2 separate regions of the Mus musculus genome follow, and region 2 is linked to region 1. A link is a loop called in an ENCODE intact Hi-C map of the cell type or tissue named here. Cell type or tissue: left cerebral cortex. All regions are shown on one strand. Links, peaks and the distances in the headings refer to the core of each region. The heading gives the core; the rest is flanking DNA. Region 1 holds the start of Nufip2 (nuclear fragile X mental retardation protein interacting protein 2). Region 2 has its middle 15 kb from the start of Myo18a.

Region 1 (11,374 bases), core at 4,080-9,079:
AAAAACTGGGGGTGGCTTAAACAAGGTCCATGAGTCCTCTTTGGAGGCAGCAGCTGAGGCATGCTTTCCTTTAGGCCGATCATCAAATTTTTTGCTACTCAAACCAGGTTTAATATCAGAGCTTTTACGAAGCACGTCACCCATAGCAGGTTTTCCACGACTTGTTCCTCCAGGTCCAGTTTCATATTTCCAAATAGGCTTTGAACCATCTACTCGCATTCCCTTTTGTTCACTATAGTCAGGCTTTAAAGTTTCAAGTCCCTGTTTTAATGCTGGGACACTAGTCTCTTGCATTATTTTGTCCTGCACTAAATTAAGGTTTTCACAACCCTTGGCACTATTGCGCCTAGCTTTCCTTTTTTTAGGAGTGGTATATCCACTCTCAGATCCACTACCATCATTATCTGCTCCTTTGCTCATATAACCATTAGTAATATAGCCTGAACTACTTGTTATAACACCATTTGGAATTGCTATGGTATCGGTCTTATCTACAGCCTGGGTCTCTCCAGATTTGTTTTCATAAGACTTCCCATTCTTTTTGTCCATACTGTTTTTCTGAATAAAATTCTTGGTTTTGATTCCTGCTTTTCCAAAGGTGCTGGTCTTTACAGTCTGCTTCAGGCTTGTTTCTACAACTTGCTGGTTGCCATTAAGGACCCTGGAAATAGGGTTGGTAGCTTCATCAGAACTGAGGCTCTTTAAAGATATTTCTCTTTCTCCAGCATTACCGTTTATTTCACCATAGCCTATAGAAGGAAAACAAAAACAAACAAAACACATACATTTAAATCACAGTAGTACTAAGACCAAACAACTTTACTGAACCCAATACTAAGCTGTATTGTAGGGTTTGTTGTATCTTATCTTTATGTAAAGAAACTTTATGTAAAGAAACTTTTACAGATTATGATACAGGGTTCAATGTCTAGGCAGAGGCAGACCTAGGACACAACTCATATCAGGTCCATCTTCTGGGCCAGTAGCCAGAATTAACTAGAAAGATCAGGACCTTTCAAGCAGCATGCCATAATCTCCTCTAAATTATCTAAACAGAATAAACCTTATGAATTATATCAATGAGTCTGCTAGAAAAACTGAAGCAAGATGATTATTGCATGATTGAAGCCTTCCTGAGCTACAGGGTGGAACCCTGTCTCACACACTATTTAGAATCAGTGCTACTTCAGATACAATAACCTGTAAAAGGAAAATAAAAATAAGGCTGTGGCCTTTGTCTCCCTTGTATGACCACTGAACTCAATCCCTAGTACTGAACCTCCCTGTACCCCCAAAGAGTATACTGAGGGCTAAAAGTGACTAGTTGCCAATGAATTTCAGACAAAGCCATAAGACCTGTGGACTTTTCCTCTTCTGGGATGACTAAAGATAGCTACAGTGTACTTACATATAATACAGAAACCTTAAAAACAAACAAACAAACAAAAAACCCAGCATACCATAAAACATGAAACAAAAATATGTAGTAACCCTTAAGACTCATTCTCAGCCAGGCCTCTTTATGCACGCCTTTAATCCCAGCACTTGGGAGTCAGAAGCAGGTGGATTTCTGAGTTCAAAGCCAGCCTGGGCTACAGAGTGAGTTCCAGGACAGCCAGGGCTACACAGAGAAACCCTGTCTTGGGGAAAAAAAAAAAAAAAAAAAAGACTCATTCTCTTACTTTTAGCTTCTACTTGGTTGTTAAAGCACCAGGAGAGAAAATGTTAACATCCAGGTCACAGAGTAACAGAACTAGGAATCTGTCTAGGACACATAATTTCCTACCTGCTTCCAACACTTTCATGCTCACAAAACTACAATGAAATGAATTTAGTATCCTAAAGCAGTCAAGTACTTGAACATAGACTTCTTTTTACAACTAACATTTGTTTTGTTTTGTTTTTAAGAAAATCATGTTTTTCTGTGTAGCCCTGACTGTGCTGGAATGCAAAATCACTGAGCTCAGAGATCCTCCTGCTTCTGCCTCCCAAGTGCTGGGATTAAAGGCGTGTGCCACCACTGATCAGCTTACAATTAATTATCTCTTATTAGAAGTGATTTACTGGGGGGCTGGAGAGATGGCTCAGCGGTTAAGAGCACTGACTGCTCTTCCAAAAGTCCTGAGTTCAAATCCCAGAAAACACATGGTGGCTCACAACCATCTGTAATGAGATCTGACTCCCTCTTTTGGAGTTGTCAGAAGACAACTACAGTGTTCTTACATAGAATAAATAAATAAATCTTTTTTAAAAAGTGATTTACTGGTTAAATCACAGCTTTCTACTCACTAATAAAATAGCAATTAGTTTTATCAATTGTTTTATGACCTCAAAAGACCTTTGGGAAACCCTCAATTCTAACAATAATCAAACAACAAATACTTTTCTTCTGTATGAACTTCCAGAAAAGAACACAGTTGCACAAAAACCAACTATAGACAATATTTTTTGTTTGTTTGACATAGGATTTCTGTGTACCCCTAGCCACCCTGGAACTCACTGAGTTTTGCCTGCCTCTGCCTCCCAATACTGGAATTAAAGATGTGTGCAGCCACTGCCCTGCATCAGAAACAAACATACTGCCATGTATCAAGTTCAATTCTCAACCCTTAGTAGTTAGGAAAAAATTAATTCCATATTCCCAGCATTACATTACCATTTTTCTAAAAACTGACAAAAATAGTATGTGGTTTTGTTTTCTATAACATTTTCTTTTAAAAAATGCAAAATGTTAAGCCAAGTCTAGATATGTATCCCTGAAATTTTGTCTCAAACAAAAACAAAAATTAGGGGCAGGGAGACCCAAATCAATAGATTTGCCTGGACCAAAGGCAACCAAGGAAAGAACTACTTTACCATCTACTATAAGTTAAGCAATACCTGTATCTTCTGGCTCATTAATCATAATTATATATATATATATGTGTATATATATATATATATATATATATATATATACATACATATATATATATTAAAAGGTGGGCAAGCCGGGTGTGGTGGCACATGCCTTTAATCCCAGCACTTAGGTGAGGCAGAAGCAGGTGGATTTCTGAGTTCGAGGCCAGCCTGGTCTACAGAGTGAGTTCCAGGACAGCCAGGGCTATACAGAAGCCCTGTCTCTGAAAATTAAGAAAACAAACAAACAAACAAACAAAAATTCACTTAACTACATATTTGTCTCCCTATGGCCTTGACATGCACTAAGTATGATAAGTACCTTTTAAAGCTTAGATATTTAAGAAAAATGTGAAGATGGTAGTTATTACAGAAAGCAATTAAAGAATCCCTGTGTCTTTATTATTTAGGGTGCCATGAGAACTCCACTTCAAATGGACTCAGCAAAACTTGAGTCCCAAATAAATCTAGCTTTTAGATTTGACACTGCAATTACTCAACATGTTTTGTCTCCTGTGCCCTCTTCTGGATCCAGAAAACCAGTTTCTCATAGCTTTGGAAGTAATGGTTCATAAAAACTTGTTAAGTATTTCCCTAGCATTTTCTAGATTTTTTAGCACAGTACCCAACGACCAAACCACATACGGGAAAGCCGCTGAGCCCAACTGTTAATAACCTCTAAATTTCCTAAACCCAGTTCCCTCCTCATTCTTCATCCCAGGTTAAGACACATTGTGAGGAGGGCCACCTTCAATGAATGGTTCAGGGTCTGCCTTTCTATGCAGTGAGGAGCCCTGTGGGGAATACATAAACCTCATAAAAGACAAATTCTGAATCTGTGAACAATACCACTGGGCAACCTTGATACTTTCTCACCTCATGAAAAGCAAAACTAATACAGTTACATAATTCCTAAGTTTCTAGGCTGCTGTAAATCCTTACAATTAAACACTTCTGCTCTATCATCAGTCCCTACTACCCTACAAAAGAAAATCTGATATCCACTCAGCTCTGCCTTCAAAGTTATATTGTCTACAGTAAGTTTTTCACCAGTAACTTACTTGTATTACTTGAAAGACTAAGTTTAACACTTCTTTCTTCATTCCCTTTTCAGTTAAAAACAAAACAAAACAAAACAAAACGTGTGAATATATAAACTTTGATGCTTATTTTAAGTAGCTCAAGGCTCCACATTTAATGTTAAATAATACTCAGTTAGGGGATGGAAGTCGGTTTTAAAATGCACCAAAACGCCTCTTAACCACCAAAAAGGTCTTGTCCAAGGTAAAGGGCTGGTGACAACCACATGGACAAGTCACTTCCAGTTCATAGTTAAAGAAACAGGAAAGCCAAAACTGCCCGTGTTGTCCCACCCATTAGAGCATCGGATTAATCCCTCCCACAAAGTCACTACCCAGCTCAGAAGTTTAGGTGTTCGGTGGAAAACGAATGGAACAAAGTTTGAGAGGTTGTTCCCCAACCCCCCCCCATTTTTTTTTTTTTTTTTTGGGTAGGAAATGCGCTGCTATAAAGAAAAAAGGCCTAAGTGAAAAAGCCTCCGAGGCGGAGTCGTGAGCGAACCTGGCAGGAGATGAGATTCCTGTGGCAGAGAAACTCGTGACCCGGGAGCTTGGTTCCCGCTGGGTACCCCACCCGGCCTCAGGCACCGCCTCTCCCCAAAACGAATCCCCCTCGCCCCTCGCAGGCCAGCGGAACGCTACGGCCACGGCCGCCGCCCGGGCCTCCTTCCCCCTTCAAGCTCCTCTTCAAGGCCCGCTCCCCGCCCGCGCCTCCCGCCGCACCCGGGAGCGGGAAACGCGGCCGTCGGGCGCGCGGGGCCACGGTGCAGGCCGCTCCCCTCGTGGCCGCTTCCCTCCCCCACCCCAACCGCCCCCGCCCCTCACCCCAGGGACCCGCCCGGGGCCGCGCGGCCGCCACCGGGTTACACAACCCCGGCGCGGCGCGGCGCGGAGGGGGAGGGGCGGCGGGCGGCGGCCGCCCGCAGTGCGGGGGGGACCCGGAAAAGGGCCGCAGAGGGTCCCGGGGCAGCCGGGCCGGCGTGCCGTGTGGCCTTCGGCACCCTTCCCCCTCCGCTCCTCCGCCGGCCGGAGTCGGTGACAGGAATCAGCTTCCAACATGGCGGACAGGAAGCGGCCCCGCGAGGAGGAGAGAACATTCCAGCCTCGCCGGCTCCGAGGCGAGCGGGCCAGGGGCGCCGGCCTGCGGAGAAGCCCTCGCGGACAGACAACGGGGTCCGGACGCGCAAGACGGGCGTTTAGGGGTGGAAATGACCCGAGGGACGATAGGGTCCCCCACACACCCAGACGGCAAACCCCAAGGCCACAGGTGGGCTCGGGGCGGCGGGTGAGCGAGGACGCTTCCTCAACTTAGCCCTCAGCCCCGCTCGTCGCCGCCTGCAAGCGGCTCTCGCGACACCACCCGCATCAGGATGGATTCACTAGGCCTGAATTACATACACCTCGGGGGAATTTTTTATTTTATTTTTTTAGGGCGGCTGAGTTTCACCCCCTTCTTAGGGGCCCCCACATTCAGGCAACTCCAGGGCCCGCACTAGAGGGGAAAAAGAAGATGAAGGCTGGACTTCCAAGGCCGAGGGCACAGCTCTGCCTCCGGCCGGCCGGGGCGGGGACCGAGGAAGGTCACGCCGGCCTGGCTGGGCCTCTCCCATGCTAAAGGGAAGGAGAGGGCGCTGCAATCCCCACCTCGCGGCCCGGCCCGCGCCCGGGAAGAATGGAAGGGGGCATCCCCGGCCCGGCGGGACGCACACCCGGACCGGGTCCGCGCTTTTCCCATCTAGCCCCACCCCCATCGCTTCCCCCCCCTCCAATCCAGTCCCCCTTCCCCCACCGCCCTCCCTCTCAGACCTGTTTTCTTCTTCGGCGTTTCCTGGTGCTGCTGGAGGGTGTGTTTCTGCTCATGTTTCAGCGGCTTGGGCTGGGCCTTGGGGCTGCCCTCGGCTCCATGCTGCAGGTATTGGTGAGGCTGCTGGTGATGGTGGTGGTGGTGGTGGTTGTGGCTGTGGTTGTAGAAATAATAATGGTGGTGGTGGTGCGACTGCTGCTGCTGCTGCTGCTGGGGATGATGGTGCGGATGGTGGTGGCTGTGATGGTGCTGAGGCTGTGGCTGGCCGGGCTTCTCCTCCATTGAAAGCGGCTGGGACTCCCTGGCTGAGGCTGCGGGCTGCTGCACCGTCAGGATCTGAGACTGCTTCTCCGCGCTCGCTCGGTATATCTGAGCGCGTCTCGCCAGCGCACTGGTTAAGCGAGAGGATCTGCGAGATTGGCAGCCGTGCTCCAGCAATGAGGAGCCACGCTGCGCGTCAAGCCCCGCCCCTAGCTCAAATCCTCTTCCCTTCCCCTTCGCCACCGCCGCCTGGCCAACGCCACTTACCCTATGCAACCTCACAGGGCCGGGCCTTCAACGTCAGCATTATGGCTCTCTCTTCTATCGCTTTCTCTCCTTCACCACGCAGTTAGCGAACAGCACTTTCTACACTCCTCACACCGAGCAAGCTGATGTCGAGTGTAGCAGATTCCACTGACGATTCTACTGGCGCTAGGAGCCATCTGTTGGTTTTGCACCTCCTAGAATGTGTTGGGTTGTGAGTGTGTGTGTGTGTGTGTGTGTGTGTGTGTGTTTAATTCTTTTCCGGGTAGCCAGAGAGGAAAGCTCAATTTCCTTAACCCTTAAACCACGAAGGGGGCAATTCAAAAAAGAGGAAATAAATACATTTTTAAGAATACAAGAGCTTCACAACTCGATAGATCGTTTTCGTATTCTGGATTCATTTTGCTTTGTATTCATATGCTAATCTCTTCCTTTCCACGGAGGGATTATAGGGTTCCACAATAGGGTATCTGTGTAATTTTCTAAAAGGGGACAAAGGGCTTAAATCATTGTTTCTTTGTAGTTGAAAGCAAGAGAGAGGGAGGAATGAAAAAAATCTACACTGAAGTTTTTTGGGTGTTTTTGTTGTTTTTTTAATCAAACACTGCAGGTGAGGTCAACTATGGAACCAAAATAGATTTTAGACTAAGACTTTCAAAAGTGAAATAAAGGAGAAAGGAACCCTTTAAAAGTTCTTAAGGTTTGGGTTTTTAAAACATTTTTGTATTAAATTTAAGGAAAACATTGAAATGTAAAGGTGTATTTGCAATTTATGCTGTTAATTTAACCTGTTATGATAGGAAGAAGGTTGTGATAAGCACAGACACGGGGTACCCTCGAAATATATATTTGGGGGACTTGGCTAGGAGTTTTGTTTGTTTTGGACTGGTTTGTTTTTGAAACAGACTATGTAAACCTGATTGGCTTGGAACTACCTAAGTAGAAGTGTCTGGCCAACTAAGAGATTCCCCCTGTTTCTGCCTCATGAATGCTGGGATTAAAGTCCTACACACACCAGCATACCCCAGCCAATGTGCTATTGCTATTACATGAATAATTGCTTTAAAATTCATTAAATTAGATATACATTTGTCTATGTATTATAAGGGATTTTTTTTTTTTTTGGTACAGCCCTGGCTGTCCTGGAACTCACTCCTGTAGACCAGGCTGGCCTCTGCCTTCCAAGTGCTGGGATTAAAGGCATGCCCCACCATCACTGCCCTCCCCCCAAGGGAAAATTTAAATGTAAAGTTTACCATCTTACTTTGTATTTGTTTTGTTGTTTTGTCTTTGTTTGTTTGTTTGTTTGTTTGTTTTTGATCTTCCTCTGTATCTCTGACTGGCCTGTTATTCACTATGTAGCCCAGGCTAGCTTCAAATTGTTTCAGTCCCCCTCACAAATACTGTCATTGCAGGCACTAGAACCTATATCTCTTGAAACCCCATACCTTTTCAATGATAAAGCCCTTAAGGCTGGAGGAATAGGTCAGCTGTTAAAAGCAGCGTTTTCTGCTCTTGCAAAGGACCAGAGTTCAATGCTGAGCACTCACACAGCAGCAGCATGATCATCCATAGCTCTAGTTCTGGGGGCCCAACTTCCCTTCTGAAGTCCAAGGGCACCAGACACACACGTGGTACACATAATTAGGTGTATTTTGTATGTGTGATTTTTTTTTTTATCCCCATGTGTATATGTTCACCATGTGTATGCCTGGTGCCTGCTAAAGTCAGAAGAGCTTTGTCAGGTCCCTTACATGTGGCATTAAGAATGGTTGTGATCCCAGTACTCGGGAGGCAGAGGCAGGCTGATTTCTGAGTTGGAGGCCAGCCTGGTCTACAGAGTGAGTTCCAGGACAGCCAGGGCTACACAGAGAAACCCTGCCTCAAAAAGCAAAGACAAACAAACAAACAAAAAGAATGGTTAGGATCACTGTGTGGGGCTGGGAACTAAACTTGAGTCTTCTGCAAGAGCAACAAGAAGTCTCAGCCACTGAGTCATCTCTTCAGCCCTGTTTTAATTATTCATTTCTGTTTGCTTAGCATTTATTGTTTTGGTTTTTTGTTTTGTTTTGTTTTGTTTTGTCAGAGTCTCTTATAGCATAGACTAACATCCAACTCACTTTCAGTCAAGGATGAGCTTGAACTTTCGATCCTTCTACCTCCCACATGTTGGTATTTCAAGTGTGTGCTACCATAATGTCTTTAAGATGTATTCATATTACGTTACATGAATAAAAAGGTCTTTCCTTTTTTTATGACTAAATATTTCATGGTGAGTAAGTATGCTTTGGGAAGGTATATATACAACATTTTTTGTTATGAATTTATTTGATAATAGGTATGTATTTTATAGCTTTTACAGTGTGACTGGAAAAGTAGAGATGGCAGTTGTCGATGAGTTTGTGGCCAGCCTAGTCTATGTAGCTGAGGTAAGGCTAGCCAGGGCTGCCTAATAAGACTCATTAAATTAAACAAGTGTTCTTTGACTCTGTGTGTGTGTGTGTGTGTGTGTGTGTGTGTGTGTGCAGTGCCCTTAGAGACCAGACAAGTAGGATACCCTAGAACTAGAGTTATTGATAGCTGTGATCTACTCTTATTGAGAACTAAACTCAGATCATCTACCAGAGCAGACAGTGCTCTTAAATACTGAGCCATCAGGGCTGGAGAAATGGCTCAGTGGCTGAGAGCACTGACTGCTCTTTCAGAGGTCCTGAGTTCAATTTCCAGCAACCACGTGGTAGCTAGTATCTGTTTTTTTCTTCCCTTTTCTCTCTTCCTTTCTCTTCTTTCTGCCTTTCTTTCTTTCTTTCTTTCTTTCTTTCTTTCTTTCTTTCTTTCTTTCTTTCTTCCTTCCTTCCTTCCTTCCTTCCTTCCTTCCTTCCTTCCTTCCTTCCTTTTTGTTGGGGAGTAGAGGAGTGGTTTTTGGCTTTTTGTTTGTTGAGACAGGGTTTCTCTGTGTAGCTCTAGATATCCTGGAACTCACTATGTAGACCAGCCTGGCCTTGAGCTCAGAAATCAGCCTGCCTCTGCCTTCAAAGGAATGCGCCACTACTGTAGGGTGATATTTTTCAGTATGTAATATTTGAAGATATAATATAAATATTTTTTCTTTTTATAAAAATAGTGGGGTTGGAGAGATGGCTCAGCAGTTAAGAGGACTGACTGCTCTTCCAGAGGTCCTGAGTTCAATTCCCAGCAACCACATGGTGGCTTACAATCATCTGTGATAGGATCCAATGCCCTCTTCTGGTGTGTGTCTCAAGACAGCTGTGGTGTACTCATATAAAATAAACAAACAAACAAATAATCTTTTTAAAAAATGTGTGTCTTATGGGTGTTTTGTGTGCATGTCTGGGTACCACATGTGTGTCTGGTGCCTCAGAGACCATAGGAAATGATCAGATACTTTAGAACTGGAGTTATAGATTTTTGTGAACTACTAGGTGGATGCAGGAATAGAATCCCTGGCACTTTACAAGAAACCATTCTCTCAACCACTGATCCATCTCTCCAGGCCCAGAATATTTTTTTTTTTTCTTAATGAGAGCCATCTTAAACCTGAATCCTTCCCTATTAAAATGTTACTAACATTTTGAGATTTGACTTAGCAGTATAACCTCAGGTCCTACATGGCCTTTTATGGTCTTCATCCCAGCACTATGAAGGCTGAGACAAGATGATGAGTACAACGTTGAGGACAGCCTGGGTTACATAATGAGTTACAGGCCAGCCAAGGCTACAGAGTGAGACCCTGTCCCAAAGGATGGGGAAAAAATATGAAAGCAAAAAAACAAAAACAGGCCAGCCTGGTCTACACACTGAGTTCCAGGACAGCCAGGGCTACACAGAGAAACCCTGTCTTAAAAAATTAAAGAAAAAAAAAAAATGGACTGGAAAGATGGCTCACTGGTTAGGAACACTGACTGCTCTTCCAGAGGTACTGAGTTCAATTCCCAGCAACCACATGGTGGCTCACAACCACCTGTAATGGGATCCAAAACTGTCTTCTGATGTGTCTGAAGACAGTGACAGTGTACTCATATACATAAAATAAGTAAATAAATCTAAAACGAAACAATAGAAAACCTGCACAACAACAAAATCAAAGTCACAATTTTTATCTATAGGGCATGACTGCATATAAAAAAGTAATGCGAAGGGAAGCTGAAAAATAAAAACAAAATCTGTTTAACTGTTACATTTGAAAATACTTATTGGGGCTGGAGAGATGGCTCAGAGATTAAGAGCACTGACTGCCTTTCCAAAGGTCCTGAGTTCAAATCCCAGCAACCACATGGTGGCTCACAACCATCCATAATGAGATCTGATGCCCTCTTCTGGTGTGTCTGAAGACAGCTACAGTGTACTTAGATGTAATAATAAATAAATCTTTTTTAAAAAATTAAATTAAAAAACCAAAAATACTTATTGAACAGCTTCTATTTGTTGCTTTTTTTTTTTTTTTTTTTTTTTTTTTTTTGGTGTGCCAGGGGGTGTTGTTATTGTGAAATAGGGTCTCATTATTGTAACCACAGATGGCCTGAAACTCACAGAACTTTACCTGCCTCTGCCTCCTGACTGCTGGGATTAAAGGTCACCACAGTCAGCATGTTTAGATTTTTTTATTGGAGACCAGTCCCAGTAGCCTGAAGCCCACTGTGTAGCCAAGGTTGTCCTTGAATGCATTATTCCTTGTCTCCACCCTCTAAGTGCAGGTATTCCAGGCAGGGCTCATCACACTTGGCTAATTAGTGAACATTTTCTCTTTACCAGCAATTATGTGCTTTTTTGGAATTTTGCTGTTTCTCTTTGTACAGTTTGGGAGATTAAGCAGGGTTGCAAGACTACAATTATCAAATGAAAATCACTACTCAAACACCTTATTTTACATGTGCCTTTATGCTTTTATGTTGGGTACCATTGCAATTTTGTTTGTTTGTTTGTTTTTTTTGAGACAGGGTTTCTCTGTATAGTCCTGGATGTCCTGGAACTCACTTTGTAGACCAGGCTGGCCTCTGCCTCCTGAGTGCTGGGATTAAAGGCCTGTGCTACTATGTCTGGCTAGTTC
Region 2 (11,374 bases), core at 2,440-7,439, 77 kb before region 1:
CACTGCTAGCATGCCTGGTGCCTACAAAGGCATTCAATCCCCTAGAAATGGAGTTACAGGTTATGAATCACCATGTGAATGAAAAGAACTGAACTCAGGTCCCCTGGAATAGTAGCCAGTGCTCTTAACTACTGAGCTATCTCCCCAAGCCCATGGTACAAAAAAATTGTAATATATGTATGTGTATCTGAATATACACATTTATATTAATATTTTATTTGCATATTCACAGGGGAATATATGCTTTGAGGAAGTGATACAGATTTTAGAAGTCGAAAGATTTGTAATACACACACACACATATATATACATATATATATATGCTTTCAATTATTGCATTTTATTTCTGTGTGTATATGCATACATGCCCCACAGAAACACTGTGGACATAAGGGGAGAGCTAATGGGAGTCAGTTCTCTCCTTCTACCATGTAGGTTCCAGGAATGGAACTCAGGTCATCAGGATTGGCAGCAAGGCCATTTCTCTGGACCATGTTATAAATTCTTACAATGTCAATAATCAGCTAGTAGGGCTGTGTGTGTCCAAGTGTGGGTGAGAAAATGAGTGGAATGGGATTTTTCTACAGAAAACATAAAAATATGTATGTTAAATTATATTTTAATGTAACATTTAACCCTCTCTACATAACCATATAACAAGTCTTTAAAAGTTCTGCAGAGCTAGCTGTATAGCTCAGCGAGCTGTAAAGGGTTTGGCGGGCACCTGTGATAAGCCTGGGTTTGAATGCCAGCCGTGCACCAAAAACAAAACAAAAGGTCCGACTCTAGAGTCAGAGGTGGGATGAATGTCCATTTCAAAAAGTGAAAAAGGGAGTCTTGACCAGGTAGTGAGCAATCCATCGTTATCACAGCAGTAAATAGGATTTGCCACGACCAGTATAAGGCTTGCCCTCTTGTCTTCAAAAACTTTCAGTGACTTCAGCAGCTTTGGGACAGAGTTAAACGGGCCATCCTGCCGCAGGCAAAGCAGAAACTCCAGGAAATGGAAACTACATAGCATTAACCTCCCCAAACTGGGGGCTCTGACTTGGCTGCCATGGATTGATCCTTAGGTCAGTTCCCCAGCCCCCACGCCACCCCACACTCATAAATAAATACAAAGGAAATGCCTTCCGGAGGGGGCCCAGCCTCTTTCCCTTGGCCTCTGACCTCCAGAGCTGTGGTTCCCTCCAGTCCACCGCCCCTCTCCCAGGCCTGCACGCTATGGCGCAGCGCCATGCGGGGTCGCACAGGCTGACCTGGCCCGCGCCCGCCGCGCCCGTCGGTTCTGCTGAGCTCCGCAGCGCCGCGTGACTCACTGTCAGGTCACACGGAGCTTATCTGGGCTCCAGGTGTGCAGGCTTCTCACATGACATCAGCCGGCTCGCCCAGAGCAGCCCAGTAGCCCCGCGGCCCTCTGTGTTTCCTCGCCAGCCGGCCCGCACCGCAGCATCTGCAGCTAGCTCTCCAGCTGCTGCGGAACCCACTCCCACCCACGGCAAGCTGAAAGCTGCGGGCTGAGGAGGACCAGGGCGGGAGAATGCCCAAGGCCCAGCCCTCCCTTTCCAAGTGTCACCTCAGCCTCCAGCGCCTCCTGCCTGCAGCCCAGCCCGCAGCTCAGCCCTGCTACTGCTCTGCAGGCCACCCACCCCGTCTGTGTGACCTTGAGCTAGTGGCATCTCCTCTTAAGACCCAGGGTCTTCCAACAGTAAATCTTCAAGGGCTTGACAGCACAGAACTGGCCCCAAACCTCTCCCTGAAAGAAAATTCAGGTTCAAAGCCCTCTGCCTCAGACTTGCTGTGTGACCTTGAACCCAGCACCAACATCTCTCTGAAAACCAGAAAATAAACTGTACACACACACACACACACACACACACAAATCAGAGTAGTAGAAGTGTTGAAAGACCTGGCAAAGAGAAACCCACCCTCAAGCCCTATAAAATCATCCAAAACTCCAATTATTGAAACAGACATGTCAAGGGAATGTGGATGGGGTTATACAAGTCACACAATTCCTACATCTACAAAGATGAAGCAAGGGGACAAGTGGAGAACACCCACTCGCTACCACCACACTTCCTGTACCCTCTAATTCTGGCTATCTCCGAAAACGCTTTAAAAAATAAAAATAAAAGGCCTCAGTAGAGCCAGTTTAGGGAAAGAAAATGATGACGGGGAGAGGAAGGGGCGTACAGATTTTAAAGCGCCCAGGACCTAACCCAAGGCCCAACTTTTAAGACTTCACTCAGCAGGTCCTGAGTCCTGTGAGGACTTGTCCATCGAGATGCAGGGGATCCCCAGCCCTTGGCTTTGCCCTCCACAGGAGGGCTCACTTACATTGATACTCTGCTTCTAGGCTGTAGTGTCCACTCCAGGGCTTGGGGACAGACTTGTGGTTTGAAGGAGTAAGGACGGCCCTGCTGCCCTGAACTCCTTTGGCACATTAAGTCTGGATGGAGACTTCCGGAGTCCCAGCCCCTCCCTGCTCCACCCCAGCAGGGTGTATTCCCCCTTTCACGTAAACTCAACTCTGCCCTACCCAGTTCACCTTCAGACCTGCTGCTGGAGAACCCTAGACTTTTGGGCCCAATTTTCTAAGACACATGCCCCCCTCAGCTGTTAAAGGGGATCTGGGCAGTCAGCCCAGACCGTCCTGGAGTCAGGAAGGGCACCATCCATACGATGAGGGCTTCTGAGGAGGAAGCCCTCAGACACACAACCTGGGACCTGAGCCAGGCCAGGAGAGAGCAAACAAATGAGACGCCGTATCCTGTGGTCAACCAGCCAAAGTCCGAGCTCTCAAAGGAAGTGTCTATAGCCTGTGACCCTTCCTAACCCCACCCCCACCCCCACCCCCACCATCAGCAACCTTTCCTGGTTCCTACAACACAACAGCTCATTCCAAAGCCATTGTTTTCCTGGAACGGAGGCCCCACTCCAAGTATCCTCAATTCCAAATAGCCAAGCACACCTCCACCCAAGACTATATATAACCAACCAAGTCTTCTTGTCCAACAACCAGGAAGATCCTTCCTGAAAAGCCTCATCACAAAAGGATGGAGAGGAAGCTGAGGAGGTGGACGGTCTTTGTGACAGAGACAAGGAGGCCTGTCAGGAAGCTAGAGACCTCAGGAGAGCAACTTTCAATATCCCCAAATAGAAAGTAGCCCCAGAACCAGAAAGGGTGGGAGCTCCGTTTAGCCAGGCCTATTGCCATGGCAACAGAACACCAACCTGCTCAAAAAAAAAAGGCTCCAGATTTGGTGAGCATAAGCCAAGGCAAGCCTGAATCAGCATCCACTAGACTCATCATCCTGCTAGGGTGGCCATGCCCGCATCCTGGTCCTGGGGTGAACTTTTCCTTCTTTCCAATACTCCCCCAGGGTATCCACTCAACAACCAGAGGAGCACTTTCAGGGCCTCCTCAGCCACGGTTATGTCAGGGTCACAGAAAGGCAAACTCAATCTATGCAAACAAGCCAAGAGCATTAGCGAGATGAACCCTAATTCTATCATTTGTTGAACTACTTGAGGGCAGGAAGGCCCTAGACAGGAGAACCAGCTTCAGGAACTACCTTCCTGCAGTCCCCGCACATTACAAGGCTGACAAACACATGCCTCGTGGGCTAAAAGACCAGGCAAAATAAGTACAAGACCAAGTTGGCTGGCCTCCCTTCCCACCTCCAGCCTCCTCTAGCTCATCCTGGCAGCTGCCTGTCCGGCTAATCAGTAGACACATGTGCCTTGACACAGGGCGATACCCCCACAACAAAGCCCCAACCTGTGGGGTGTCCCTACAGGCCTTATCTCTTCCAGGAGTGTGACCCCACTCCTTGGGCCATGCTGGGTACCAACCTGCGTGCCTCTAGCACAGGGAGGGGCGGGGGCACCTGACCCTACCACCTCCCCTTCCATTGGCGAAACAACTGGCACGGCAGGTTCGCAGGGCGGGGCGTCGGTGCTCTCTCCCAGAAGCCTGGGGCAGACTGCCCTACCTTCCCACACACACCCCACCCCCTGCAGGGAAAGGTGAAGTGGGCAACCATTTACTCCGGGCAGCCTACGCTGCTAAATCCCCTAGCCTGACATTCGCCTACCCTCCAATCATCTGTCCCAAGAGCAGGGGGCCCGAGAAGCAGGGTCTCCATTGTTTTGCCAGCTGTCTAGCAGCTGCTCCTTTGAGAGGAGCCCGCTGTCGGCCTGGCAGTGAAAGGGTGAAGGCCGCTGGCAGGGATAAAGGACTCGGCGGAGGTGCTCGCTTTCCTCACTGTCTTCCTTAGTGCCTCACCCCTTTCGCTTCATTTGGGGGGTCTCGGGCCTAGCCCCGCTATGCCCCCCCGACCCAGTCCCGAGGCTGCAGCCCCCATCCCGCAGCTCTGGGCCACCTGGGTCCTCTAAACCTTCAGCCCTCCCAAGCCGAAGGCCACCCTATCCCGCCGCAGGCGCCCAGACTGCCAGCAAGGGCCCCGCGCTTTCCCTGCCCGCCGCTCCGGATCGGCCCCCACCCGGGCTGTCCAGCGCCGCGGCGCCGCCAGGGACAGAGCCTGGAGTCCGGGCCGCCGTTTCCAGGGGACAGGGAAGGAGCAGGAGCCCGTGGGCCCCGTCGGCCGGCCCGAACTCACCACGCCACCCTCCCGGGCCCGGTTCACCACCGCGGGGCCGCCCCGCACTCACCGGCCGCCGGAGCCCGCCCGGCAGGCAGCAGGAGCGGAGACGCGGCATCCAGCGGCCCCGGCCGGGTCCCGGCTGGAGCGCAGCACCGCGCGGCGCAGCGCCGCCCCCCCGCGCCCGCGCGAGCCGAGCGAACCGAAGGCTGCCCCCTGCTGGCGGCTGGCGGCATAGACGCCGGCCGGTCTGATGCCAGGGCGCGCCGCCAGCCTTGGGCCAAGCTGGAGCCCAGCGCTGCCCAAACACTGTCCGCGATGGACTCCAAGGACCCCGCGGCCATGTCCCAGAGGCCATGCCTGGAGATTTTGTCCGCGCTAGCCGCTGGAGACTGCGGGGCATGTCTGTAATGTGCTGAGTTGCACTGACCAGGGAAGACACCAGAGGGACGCGCTAAATGTTTGGAATTCTACCCAAGGCAGGCACTGGACATTCATGGGCTTGGTCAGGATAGAGCTGTTCAGAGATGTGAATCTTGGTGGCTGCCGCTTCCCAGAGTGGCTCTGCAGAGGCAGAGCCCTGCTGGATGGTGCCAATGGCTAAATCCTAGGGTGGCACTTCCAGAGCTACACCCCAAAGTGGGAAGGAACCGGCTCTCAATGGCTTAGTTTGAGTGAGCCCTGGAAGCTTTAAGAGGTCTGTTTAGCACCCATAGGTCCAACTCCAGACCCCAACACGAGACGGGGGAAGAATTACAAGTTCAAACACCAGCTTGGTGGTGGGAATACAGAATGACACAAGTACAATAAGACAATTTGTTTGTTTGTTTGTTTGTTTTTGAGACAGTTTCTCAGTGTAGCCCTGGCTGTCCTGGAACTCACTCTGTAGACCAGGCTGACCTCAAACTCAGAAAACCACCTGCCTCTGCTTCCCAAGTGCTGGGATTAAAAGCATGAGCCATCACTGCCCGGCTGTAAGATAGTTTCTTAAAAATATAATTCATATTTACACAAATGAATTGAAATCATGTCCACACAAAAACCTGCACATGACTTTCTAACAGCTTCATTCATAATTGCCAAAACATGGAAGTGGCATCTTCAATAGAACATAGCTTCAGGAGGTGGATAAATCACTTCAGTACATCTAGACAATGAAATATTCAAGGCCAAAGAGATATGAGCAACCCAGCCATGGAAAGTTGCAGAGGAGCCTTACTGTATATTACTAGGTGAAAGAAGCCAATCAGAAAGGCTCTAAACTATGTGATTCCCATTATATGTTGTTCTGGAAAGGGCAGAGCTAGTGAGGTTCCTATGGAGATGGTGAAAGATTGTGGTGTCAGGAGCTAGGGTGGAGGTAAGGACAAAGGGTAGAGCACAGGGATTTTTTTTTTTTTTTTAGGGTGGTAAAACTATTCTGTATGATAATTGGTGCACACAAGTCTTGACACATTTTTGGAAACCCATAGACTACATATCACCCATGATGAACCTCAGCTTGTGTGCCTGGGTACTTGCTTGGCTTTACCTCAACTTGACACAGGTTAAAGTCATCTGAGAGGAGTGAGCCTCAATTGAGACAATGCCTCCATAAGATCAGGCTACAGGCAAGCCTGTGGGGTATTTTCTTAATTAGTGTTAATGGGGGAGGGCCCCTTTATCCCTGGGTTGGTGGTCCTGGGTTATATAAGAAAGCAGGCTGAACAAGTCATGGGCAGCAAGCCATGGGCAGTATTCCTCCATGGCCTCTGCATTGGCTCCTGCTTCCAGGTTCCTTCGGTGTCTGAGAAAGAAAGAAAGAAAGGAACAAAGAAAGAAAGAAAGAAAGAAAGAAAGAAAGAAAGAAAGAAAGAAAGAAAGAAAGAAAGAAAGAAAGAGAAAGAAAGAAAGAGAGAGAAAAGAAAGAAGGAGAAGGAAGGAAGGAAGAAAGAAACAGAGTCCCTCTATGCAGCTCTGGCTGGCCTGGAACTCTGTATGTAAACCAGGCTGGTCTGAAACTCGCAGAGATCTCTTGTTTCTGCTTCCTGAGTGCTGGGATTAAAGGTCTGCACCACCATCTCGTCTTGGCCATACACGAATGGAAAAGTAAAACATTTCTCTCCCCTTCGCAGAAAATACCAGAGGAATGTCCCCCACATTACCAAGGGGCCATTTGTGTAATAATTGATTTTGAGATTTATATTGCCTGGGCTGCACTTGAACTTCTGATCTTCCTGTTCCTACCTCCCAAGTGCTGGGTTACTCATGTAGGTCACCATGCCCAGTTTTATGGAAGGCTGGGTTGAGATCAAATCCTGGTTTTCATGCATGCCAGGCAAGCATACTAAGAACTGGGCTATACTCCAGCCTTCCTGTTCTCTTCTGTCCTTCCTTCTATTCTTCCTTCCTTCCTTCCTTCCTTCCTTCCTTCCTTCCTTCCTTCTCCTCTTTTCTTTCTTTCTTTCTTTCCTTCTTTCTTTCTTTCTTTCTTTCTTTCTTTCTTTCTTTCTTCCTTCCTTCCTTCCTTTCTTTCTTTCTCTCTTTGTGATAGGGTCCTGCTACACAGCTCTGCCCTCAGCCTCTAGAGTACTGAGATTGCAGACATGAACCACCATACCCATTTCATTTTTTAACGATTTTTTTCTATGCTTCTAAGATAATCTGACTTTGGTAGGGCCAAGGGAGAAACAAACAAGATAATATAAAAATCCCTTACATCAGCTGACCCCTTAGTGTGGGTCAGACACAAGGCTGACTCCTTGATAGAATTGTCTCATTTAATCTCCACAATTGAGGGAGTTGTTATTATTATTATTTCCAATTTACGGGTTAGAAACCAGGTTTCTGAAAGCTGAGCCACCCACCCAGGGCCATGTGTCTAACAGGTAACAGATCTGAGCACTTGCTCAGAACTACTGAGATGAATTGCATCCTGAGAGTTTTTCAGTGACTCGTAGCTGGGCTTTGGGACCACACAGAGAGGATGCTTGACTCTCTCAGCTGCCAGCAAGCTCCTTACCCTCTCCAAACCTCAGTCTCCTCCTCATCTATAAAGTAGAGATGATAATAGTGCTTAGCTCAGTTCTGAAGGCTGGGAGAAGATTAAATGAATAAATTCAATTAAAGCAATTAGCCCAGGACTTGAAATGTGGTACGTGGTTAGCTATTATTAGTCTCTCTGGACCTCTATTTCCTCATCTGTAAAATGGGAAGTGCTACTAACACGTACATGCTAGAGTCAGTGTGAGGCTTAGGAGACGGCCAGTGTAGAACTCACAGAGTGACTATCATGCTATGCCCCTTCAGAAAGAACGAAGATGGGGTCTGTAGCCTTCAATACTTGGGAGACTGAAGGGACATCCCTGGAGCCCAAGAGTTTGAGGCCAGCCTGGGCAAATGGTAAGTAAGACTGACTTTAAAGCAAATAACAACAACAAACCCTTGCGTATCAAGAGATTCAACTGTAAAATATTACTATTATTACTTTATGTGTGGGGGTGTTTTATTTGCATGTACACCTTGTGCTTGTAGTACCCACGGAGGCCAGAAGACGTCAGATTCCCTAAAACAGGAGTTACAGATGGTTGTGAGCTGCAATGTGGGTGCTGGAAATCAAACCCAGGTCCTCTGGAAAAGTAACCAGTGTTCTTAACCACTGAGCCATCTCTGCAGGCCCTCAAAGTTTTGTGTTCATTTTAGGAACACAGGTGAAGCTAGGTATGGTGGGACATCCCTGGAATTCCAGCTTTTGGGAGGCTGAAACACAAGGATCAGGATCGTTGCAAGTTCAAAGCCAGCTGAATAAGACACTAACCTAGCTAACACACACACACACACAAATAAAAAAGCTGGGTGTTGTGGTATAACTCCTTAAGCTAGCATTTGGGAGACAAAGGCAGGCTGATCTCTAAGATCACAAGTCCAGCTTTGTCTCCATATGAGGTTGCAAGCCAACCCGGGATACATAGTGAGACCCTGACTTGAAAATAAAACACAAAAACGTTTTGTTTGGGAATATTTAGAAAAATACAAATGTAAGCAAAGTAATATGACAAACCTAAACCTGTAGGTTCCTGTCTCAACTTCAGTAGTTACCATTTGCTTGTTTGCTTAGAGTCAGGTGGGGGCGGGGGGATGTTTTCATAAGATTTATTTTTATTTATTTGGTTGGCTGATTGGTTTGGTTTTTTTGAGACAGGCTTTGTCTGGGTAGTCCTGGCTGACCTGGAACTCACTCTGTAGACCAGGCTGGCCTCGAACTCAAAGATCTGTCTTCCTCTGCTTCCTGAGTACTGGGATTAAAGGCGTGCGCCTCCGCCGCCACCACCACCTAATCTAAGATTTCATTTTATTTATGTGCATGTGTATGTATCTGCATGAGCATATGCCATATGTGTGTGGGTGTTGGGTCCTTTGGAGCTGGAGTTACAGTCAGTTGGAAGCTGCCCTACGTGGATGCTAGAAACTTGACTTAGGTTGAGGTATGGCCAGTATTCTTAACCACTGAGCTATCTTTCCAGCCCACGTTTACTTTTGAGACAGAATTACATATAGCCCAGGCCAGCCTCAAATTCACCATAACTGAGGATGGCCTTGATCTATGTTCTTATCCTCCCATGGCCACCTCCCCATGCTGGGGTTACAGGCATGTGCCACTCTGATGTGGCATCTAAATTGGCTGTAATTAATTAAATTAGCATAATGAGCTGAGCCCCTAATCCATGTATCCCCTGCAAGACACACTCTTACCACGCCCCTGGTCCTACCCCTCCTACAGACTCAGATGAATTGCCCAGTTGGAGACCCCGAGCGCAAGCAACCCAGCGGGATAGGCTGACCTGACGTGACTCACAGCAGCTCCTCAGGACAGGCTGAACTGTTCAAGACCACAACAGGGGTAAGTCACAGGACCATGTGTGACTAGTTATGAAGTGGACCAGACCTGGGGCCTCAGAGGGGGGAAAAAAAGGGCCAGGAGACAAAAGGGTAGGGCAGGGGCTTCCCAGAAAGAGGGCATCTGGCACCTAAGAGCCTCACGCGGGCTAGCCGGGCACTCCCATGGGACCCCCTCCAGCTTCTCCGGCCTCCTGAGGAGTGTGTGCACCTGGTACTTGCCTTCCTTTATTTAATCTTTGCAACAGTAGCATTGTGAAATTCCTTTTACACTTGGGGAGAGTGTTCCCCAAATGCCAGATACCTAAGGCAATACAGCCAGTCAGTGTGGGCAGGTGTGCAGGCTAGAGGTTAGTGTCAGGTGTCTTCCTCAATCGCCCTCCTCCACCTTGCTTTTGGAGACAAGAACTAATTTTTTTTCTTTTGTTTTGTTTTGTTTTGTTTTGTTTTTCAAGACAGGGTTTCTTTGTGTAGCCCTGGCTGTCCTGGAACTCACTCTGTAGACCAGGCTGGCCTTGAACTCAGAAATTCGCCTGCCTTTGCCTCCCAAGTGCTGGGATTAAAGGTGTGCGCCACCACTGCCCGGCAAGGACTCTTTTTGAACCCCGAGAAACATGAGTGCAATAGACTGGCTGTGGAGAGCTTCAGGAAATCTCCCCATCTCTGCTTCTCCAACCCTGGAGTTAGAAGCACATGCCACCACACCCAGCTTTTCCCTGGGGGCTGGGATTAGACTCAGGTTCTCGTGTTTGTAACAAGCACTTGACTGACCGGGCCCTCTCCCCAGCACTACAGGTCCCTTGTATCACTATCTCTGCTGAGGTAGCACCCTCAGGAGGAACGATCCGGATTTAATGCGTACACTCCACATTCCCTACTTTCAAGGATAAACAAGATGCCAGGATGTCTCCCTGGATGGTTGTTCTGGATAGTTCTATGCCAACTTGACACAAGCTAGAGTCATCTGAAAGGAGGGAATCTCAATTGAGAAAATGCCTCCCTAAGATCCAGCTGTGGGGATCTAATTAATTTTCTTTTTTTTTTTTAAAGATTTATTTATTGTTATATGTAAGTCACACTGTAGCTGTCTTCAGACACACCAGAAGAGGGCATCAGATCTCATTACAGATGGTTGTGAGCCACCATGTGGTTGCTGGGATTTGAACTCAGGACCTTCAGAAGAGCAGTCGGTGCTCTTAACCACTGAACCATCTCGCCAGCCCCTAATTAATTTTCTTAATTAATGATTGACAACGGATGGTAGTCAGCCCATTATGGGTGGTGCCATCCATGGGCTGGAGGTCCTGAGTTCTATAAGAAAGCAAGGTGAGCAAGCCAGTAAGAAGCACTCTTCCATGGCCTCTGCATCAGCTCCTGCCTCCAAGATTTTGCCCTGTTTGAGTTCCTGTCCTGACTTCCTTCAGTGATGGACTTCAATTGTGGAAGTATAAGCCAAATAAACCTTTGCCTCCCCAACTTGGTTTTGGTCATGGTGTTTCATCGAAGCCATAGAAACCCTGACTAAGATAATGGTGATGCCTGGTCACAGCTGGGTCCCTTCTTATACTGTGGGCTGCAAGCCTGGAGAACAACACCCTTAGGGCCTGCCTTGCCTTGGGCACTGACCAGAATGGAGACAGCTGAAGCCCAGTCCTTACTCAGAGTGCAGCAGGAGAGGGTAGACAAAGTTCAATCATGGTTTCAGTTGGCACAGGCTGCAAAGGATGCTGGCAGTAAAGAAGTAGCTTGGTGGGGGCTGGAGAGATGGCTCAGCAGTGAGTATATGTACTCATATACATAAAATAAATAAATAAATCTTAAGAAAACAGACAAACAAACAAAAAACTAGCCTAGTAGCCGTGGTTGTCCAGAGGACCAGATATAATAGAAAG

What was found. Hi-C counts contacts between places; a loop is a spot of excess contacts. Peaks named below come from ENCODE experiments on the same cell type or tissue, not always from the same donor. Only the 100,000 strongest peaks of a DNase experiment are listed, where the experiment ranks them.
Region 2: it touches region 1 in a loop (2.5-fold over the local background); 1 of 42 quality-filtered maps calls a loop at or near these places.

The regions. Positions count from the first base shown.
Region 1 is chr11:77,680,917-77,692,290 of GRCm38, reverse strand. It overlaps Nufip2 (nuclear fragile X mental retardation protein interacting protein 2), which reads right to left and starts at 6,152. Exons shown (of 4, transcript NM_001024205.2): 1 at 5,784-6,152; 2 at 1-749. The coding sequence starts at 6,063. In left cerebral cortex, for the core only: no CTCF peak of the experiment used is centred there; DNase peaks (open chromatin) are centred at 5,077, 5,270, 5,569, 6,239 and 2 more places; H3K4me3 peaks cover 2,952 bases; H3K27ac peaks cover 2,508 bases.
Region 2 is chr11:77,756,683-77,768,056 of GRCm38, reverse strand. It overlaps a transcript of Myo18a not described here. Among named protein-coding and RNA genes, the nearest start is that of Myo18a, 15 kb to the left of the region's middle. In left cerebral cortex, for the core only: a CTCF peak has its summit at 4,827 (motif pointing left); DNase peaks (open chromatin) are centred at 3,217, 4,036, 4,550 and 4,823; H3K4me3 peaks cover 2,775 bases; H3K27ac peaks cover 2,626 bases.